Regions from separate parts of the Homo sapiens genome. Here region 2 is linked to region 1. A link is a contact called in ENCODE Hi-C data. All regions are on one chromosome and are shown on one strand. The core of a region is the stretch at or near the end of the contact, and the rest is flanking DNA. Distances in the headings are between cores, read along the strand shown.

Region 1 (3,151 bases), core at 267-2,766:
TACATTGGAAGCGAAATCCAAGAACGACACCGGCCGGCGTGTTTCTGATGTAGTCGTGATTAGTGTTGGAGATGGCCAAGGGCGGCTTGCGGAGCCCAGGGAACGCAGCGAGCCAGGCCCGCGCCCCCCTGCAAAGCTCTGCCTTGAACCACGTAATTCAGGCACCCAGGGTGTCCCTCCCTAGGTCCTGGCCACATTTCCCGAAGGTTATTAAATGGAGAATTCAGCAGTGGAGTTAGAGACGGACGAATGTACAGGAAGATAAGAGGGAAACTCTTCCTCATTTGCTTTAGGGGGTTGTGCTGGGAAAATGCGGGGAGGTTAAACAAAGCTTCTCCTAGGACTCCACGATTCATTTCTAACAACTTCTTAAAAGACTCCCGTCTCGGGAGCAGACGCCCCCTCCCCGCTCTCTAAGCCCCGCTGCATGAAAGGATGCCCTCGGCCCCTTGCCAGAGGGCCGGGTCGGGGATTCCCGGGGCTTCAGCTCCTCTGCCGGCCCGCCCCTCCGAGCCTTGGGAGCCAGGTCGCCGGCCGCAGCGCTCAGTCTTGTAGTGTCCTGGCTGCGGAGCAGAAGCGCCCGGGCAGCACCAAGGTGTGCAGTGCGGGAGGCTGGGGCCCCAGGGCGCAGAGTGGGCGCGAGACCCTCCTACTCGCTGGATCCCGGCCAGCCTTTCTGGATTCCAAAGTTTCTGCCGCCCAAAGGGGCTGGGAGAGCCCGAGACGCCGCAGGACACCGGCAATCCAGCCTCTCTCCGCCTCACTCCCCGAACGCCCCCACTCTGCGCACTCCGGTGCGTCTGTCCCCTCCCCCTCAGCCCTCCTCCCTGAGGGCTCCGGACGTGCCCGGCCCTGCTGACCCCCTGCCCGGTCCCTGCCGACCTCAACACTGGGCGAAGCGCCCATATTCACAAACTTGGGCGGGGGAGGGGGTTCCTCCGGAGCAGCTGAGCGGCTGAACCCAGCTGGAGCGCGTCCGGCCGCGCGGGGACACCCAGCATGCACCCTCAGCCCTGAAGACCGGCGCCAAACCTACATACATGAGCGCAGGGCGCGGGCCGGACGCCGGGCTCGCAGCGGGCGCAGGGGTAGCAGCGGCGGGCGCGGGCCCGGGTTGCCAGCGCCCATCCTGGGCCGGCCGGCGACCCGCGTGGGGCGGACCACTAACAGCCCAGCCCCACCTGCGCGCTCCGCCTGGCGCGCACACCGGGCTAGGGCGTCTCTGGGGAGTCGCTCATCGCGCTGTCAGCTGCCGGTAGTCGCGGCCCCAACTCGCGTCAGTGCCCGCGTCGCCCTCAGTCGCTCATCCTCCGGCCTCGTCCCCGCTTCTCCGAGACCAAGCGCGCCCCGGGGGCCACCCTGGCGCCGCCTCGCTCCTCTCCGCGGAGGGGTTCGGGGAGCTCTCCAGACCCGGCAGCCGGAATGTCTGGGCAGCCGTGGCGCGTCGGAGGGAAAAGAGAAGCCCGGAGCGCGGCCGGCGCGCGAGTGGCACCGAGGCCAGCATGGGAGCTAGCGCGCCCGCCTCCCGCCTCCCCCTGCCGCAGCCGCCTCCGCCCGGCTCCCGTTCCGCTCCCTCCTCTGCTGCCCCCGCTCTGGAGGCCCCGCCTTGGCCCGCGCTGCCCCGGGGGAGGCCCTCGCGCTGCCCCCGGAGAGGCCCTACCGCCGCACCCGCTCCCTTTGCTGCGCCGGACCAACCTGTCACTCGTCCGCGCGGCCGCGTCCCCACCTCCGCAGCCGGCCGCAGACCCTGCCAGGGCTGCCATTCTCCAGTCGAGTCATTCACTTTGCGCTGGACCTTTCATCTTGGCTTTTCTCTTTTCTTTAATTTCTTCCTTCCTAATTGGCCCCCTCTGGCTTTCCTCTTTGTGGACAGCTTGTTTCAGCTACTGTGTTCAGATTGGGATTCGAAGGCCGTGTTAGTTTAGCAGACTGTTGAGACTTTCTCGTCTTTGCATTCAGAAACCCAGAGAAATAGACGTTTACGAGTAAGAAACGTAAAAATCTCAAGCGCGAACTTTCTGAATCTCTGCCAATCTCTCCCCGCTCCCATCTTCCTCTTTCTGCCTGCTCTCTCTTCTACTACAAATAGAAACCTGTTTCCTAACTTTGCTAGAATCCTCAACTGTTAAGCAGAGGCCCGGTTGTTTTTACTCTTTGATCTTGTGTAAACGAGAAAACGTCAATAGTACCTGTTCAAATTAATCCCCGAAATTGAATTTTCATGGAAATGGCCCATGGCAGTGGTTCCCACTCACGGCATTTTAGAATCCCTGAAAGTGCTCGGACGGTAAACAGATAAGCTTCCCTGCAAGGTCAGGCGCTCTGGCTGGTGGGAACTGGGGAGGCTGGTTTGGGACACAGTTATGTCTATCTTTTAATAGTATAGACAAACAAATCTTAGCTGAGGTGCTAGGGAGCCCTCCTTGAAAGCCTGAGAAGGCTGCCCCTCCACCCCCTCCAACACATACACAACCAACAGGGCTGGATGGAGGATTTCTTTCTCTCTCTCTCTCTCTTTTTTTTTTTTTTCAGACGGAGTCTCGCTCTGTGGCCTAGCCTGGAGCGCAGTGGCGCGATCTCCACTTACTGCAAGCTCGATTCCCGGGTTCATGCCTTTCTGCCGCCTCAGCCTCCTGAGTAGCTGGGACTACAGTCGTCCGCCATCACCCCCAGCTAATTTTGTTTTTGTATTTTTAGTGAGACGGGGTTTCACCATGTTGGACATGATGGTCTCGATCTCCGGACCTCGTGATCCTCCTGCCTCGGTCTCCCAAAATGCTGGTGAGCCACCGCGCCTGGCCTGGATGGAGGATTTCTATGTACAGGATGATTTGAGCCCTTCTGCTGTTTCAGTTCTCACTCTCATTTTTCCTTTTTTTTTTTTTTTTAATGTTTTAGAGACACGATCTCACTTTGTCACCCAGGCTTCAGTGCAGTGGCATGATCACGGCCCACTGCAGCCTCAAACTCCTGCCTCAGACTCCGGAGGAGCTGGGTGTACAGGTCACCACACAGGGCTAATTTTTTGTTTGTTTGTTTTGTTTTGTTTCGTTTAGGTTTTTTCTTTTGTTTTTTTTTTGTTTTTTTTTTTTGGTAGAGATGGGATCTTGCTTTGTTGCCCAGGCTTGTCTTGAACTCCTGGCCTCAAATG
Region 2 (3,151 bases), core at 298-2,797, 5.3 Mb before region 1:
AGCTTTGGGTGGCCCATTATAACCCAGCTCAAGAGGATGTGTCTCCAAGTTTCAGGAGGAACATAGCTGTACATCAGCTGCAATGTTCCTGTGACCTAATCTAGGGGGAAATTCAGATTGGTAAATTTGTTCCAAAACACATTGTTGCATTGTTGTGGTAGTGGTTGCTAAGTCCATTCCCCAGTGAATATATTCTGAAATTAGATATAAACTATCTATATTATAAAAGCCCTAAAACAGGAAATTCTGTCATGTTGGTCACAGCTCAATTAATAAAATGACCTCCATACAAAGAAGGGTTCAGAGTGAATGAAAAGTGGCCACCGGTGTGGAGGAAGCTGGAGGCCTTCACAGATAAGTTAGGCCCAAACTGTCCTAGGTAGTATCCTCTGGTTGGTGGAATTCTTTGAAACATTTTTTTTTTTTTTTTTAGCTCCTGCTTCAACTTTAATTTGCTCTGCCCTTTAGAAGAATGCAGGCTGCAACCGTGGCCCCTGCCCTGGCCCTGGCTGCCCACTGATGGTCTGGGCTACCTACACACCCTTTGGCCTTCTATTCAGTTACTTACAAATGCTCTTTAAAAGTCTTAAGAAGATGACAAAGTGATTTTACTGGTATTGTGAGTTATTTTAGTTGCTCTTATACTGATTTTCCATGAATGTGATTGTTTTAATAGTAACCTTTGCCAAAGATTTCTAAAATAGATTTCTAAAATACCATGCAATCTCAAGGTTCAAATTCTGGATGAAAATAATGTTTTGTTGAAATGATCTTCCAAAGAGAACACCGTGCTTGGTAATTAGAATGACAGGTTAAGCATTATTCTTCAACTACCATAAGGAAAAATAATCTTGTCTTTGCCACCTAATTGATTTGCTTACTAATTGATTTAAAATGTCCTTTCACTTTAATGAGTCTGTCTATTTACAGTGGTAGTTTATAAGGTTAAAGTATGCATTCCCAAATATTAGATATTCTTTAATCATGTCGTATATCCAAGTTGAAAACAGTAGGTATTTGGGGAGCAAGCAAGACGATATTTAAAATAATTAGGTATTTTTTAAAAATTCATATTATTCTCAAAAATAATTCTGGAAAGACTTCGGTGGCCTTTCACATTGAATGAGAGAATATGATGTCACCACTTACACTTTCTGTTTCTGTTTTATGTTCACAAACCAGGCCAGGGGGCCAGCTGTAAACCCACATTCTATTTTGATTACATTGTCATAACTTTCAGTTCTAACTGGAGAAAGCCAGAATTTAAATCTAGCCAGAGTATTAATGCTGCTCAACCAGGAGGGAAATGAAAGTGGGATCTCAGAGTGAACATGTGGTCCTTCCGAATTTCCTCCTGGACCTGGACAGGACTCATGGTCGAACCCGAGATCCTGAAACATTTTCACCGTGACTCAGAGTGAGCAGGAAGGGTGGGGCTGGCCTCTTTGTTTTCTCACAAGGTTAATAGCGTGTACCTTAGAATGAGCCAGAGCGCAGCAGGGGTAACAGCACATGGCTTAGCCTTCGCGAGGCAGATGTGGTGAATGAGCCGTTGAGACCGCCCCTGACAACGTCAGGCTGTTTGCAGTACCCATGGGCCTCGCCCTCTCCAGACTAGGGGAAGGGTGTGTCTGAGATGCAATCTAAGAAATGATCATTCTTTAAATTCTAAAGGTGAAGAGATGTAAACAGCATTTTAATTATAATTTGCCTAAAATGTGTTTCTTGTAGAGGATAGGCATCCCTGTGCACATGCAAAATCTTGGAAGAAAAATATATGTTGAGAAGGCTTGACTAAGGGACAGAACAAATAGCACGCTGGTTTTCTGTTTTCCTTAACGCTGATAAGGTCAGAAGAGCTGTGAATGTCTCTATGTAATTAACAGGGTGCAAAAGAACAGGAACGAGATTCAGGGGACTCCAGAAAGAACTTTAATTTCTGTTCCTTGGTTTCCTCATGGGACACATGGGACGAAGTATTAATAGCTATAAATGCCCATAACAACTGAGATTTGATAGTAAATTCCAAATTAAGTTAACACTTGAACTTTATAAAAAATACACACTTCATTTCCCTATGGGCCATATACAAAATGTGAGCTGCAATCAAAGTCCTGGCTAGGGAGTTTCTGGTAACGTGTCTGTATTATGGGATGTACACACTGAGAAAAGCATTGATCACTGCACCTGCAGAAGCCTTTCCAGCATGTGCCTCACCCACATACTGCCTGAAAGTCTTCTGAGAATCATTCTATAGTCACAAAAAAATCCCCTGGGAAGGTCCTACACTCATACCTATTTTACAGATTGAGGAAGTGGGTTGAGAGGCTTGATAACTTGTGCAAGGCAGCGTGGCTGGTAAGCAGACACTCTTCACAATTGCACTATGCTGTCTGCAATATCCAACTGCCCTTTCCTTGATCCGGCACATAGTTTGAATTGAGGGAAGTCTTTCAGTATTTAGAAAAATCACAGATGACTAAATGGTAAAATAGCAGAAACAATGAGTGAGAAGTTAGATATTTGCTTCATTCCAAGGGAAGAGAAACGACAAAGTAGTCAGGTAGTTAGCCAAAAGCTCAGCCTCCAAGAGCAGTCAGATATAGCAAAGCCTGAGAATTCCTTATCTAAAAGTAGTGAAATGTGAAAGGCTAACATGAGAAATTTCATCCTGATTATAAGGAAATTTTCCAGACAGTGAAGTGAATTGAACTGTAATCATGTACCTAAAAAGAAATCATGAAAGTCCTTTGTGTATGGCATTTTAGAAACTGACAAGCACACAGGAAAGAAGGCAGGTTCACTGACTCCAGACATCTTTCCATCTGCACTATCTTTTTAAGGATTACTTTAAGGACCTCAAAAGGAGACAAAACAGCAGACTGTTAAAAGCAGCCGTCAATATTTATCTAAACACAATGAAGCAACTGCTTGTGCTACGACAAGCAGTAATAAAATGATGGGACTACCACTGTTGGTCCTATTAGTGGAAACAATTAATAGAAAAATGGGCCAACATGAAACTGTTGGTAACTTTGTAAGGGAAAATCACTTCCCTAAAAAAGGGAACGGCATCAGCATCACCACTCATGAGAGCAATGATTGACACTTCACATGCACCAGCAAACCTCATCCAGCCCGCAGCCCTCTG

What was found. A loop is a pair of places that touch in the nucleus more often than their neighbours do. Pooled maps may share reads with other maps.
Region 2: a pooled map shows a loop between it and region 1 (11-fold over the local background). The contact joins the enhancer-like site here to the promoter of VWC2 in region 1. A Hi-C loop is called at or near these places in 2 of 37 single-sample maps with no recorded cell type and 2 of 50 pooled maps.

What each region holds. Positions count from the first base shown.
Region 1 is chr7:49,772,003-49,775,153 of GRCh38, reverse strand. VWC2 (von Willebrand factor C domain containing 2) reads right to left here and starts at 1,516. Exons shown (of 4, transcript NM_198570.5): 1 at 1,041-1,516.
Region 2 is chr7:55,072,472-55,075,622 of GRCh38, reverse strand. All of the region lies in intron 1 of EGFR (epidermal growth factor receptor), which reads right to left. Among named protein-coding and RNA genes, the nearest start is that of EGFR, 55 kb to the right of the region's middle. RefSeq lists enhancers at 1,065-1,234, 747-1,946. Within about 2 kb of position 1,547, at least 33 of the 41 ENCODE cell types and tissues checked have a DNase peak (open chromatin) inside an H3K27ac peak, as active enhancers do.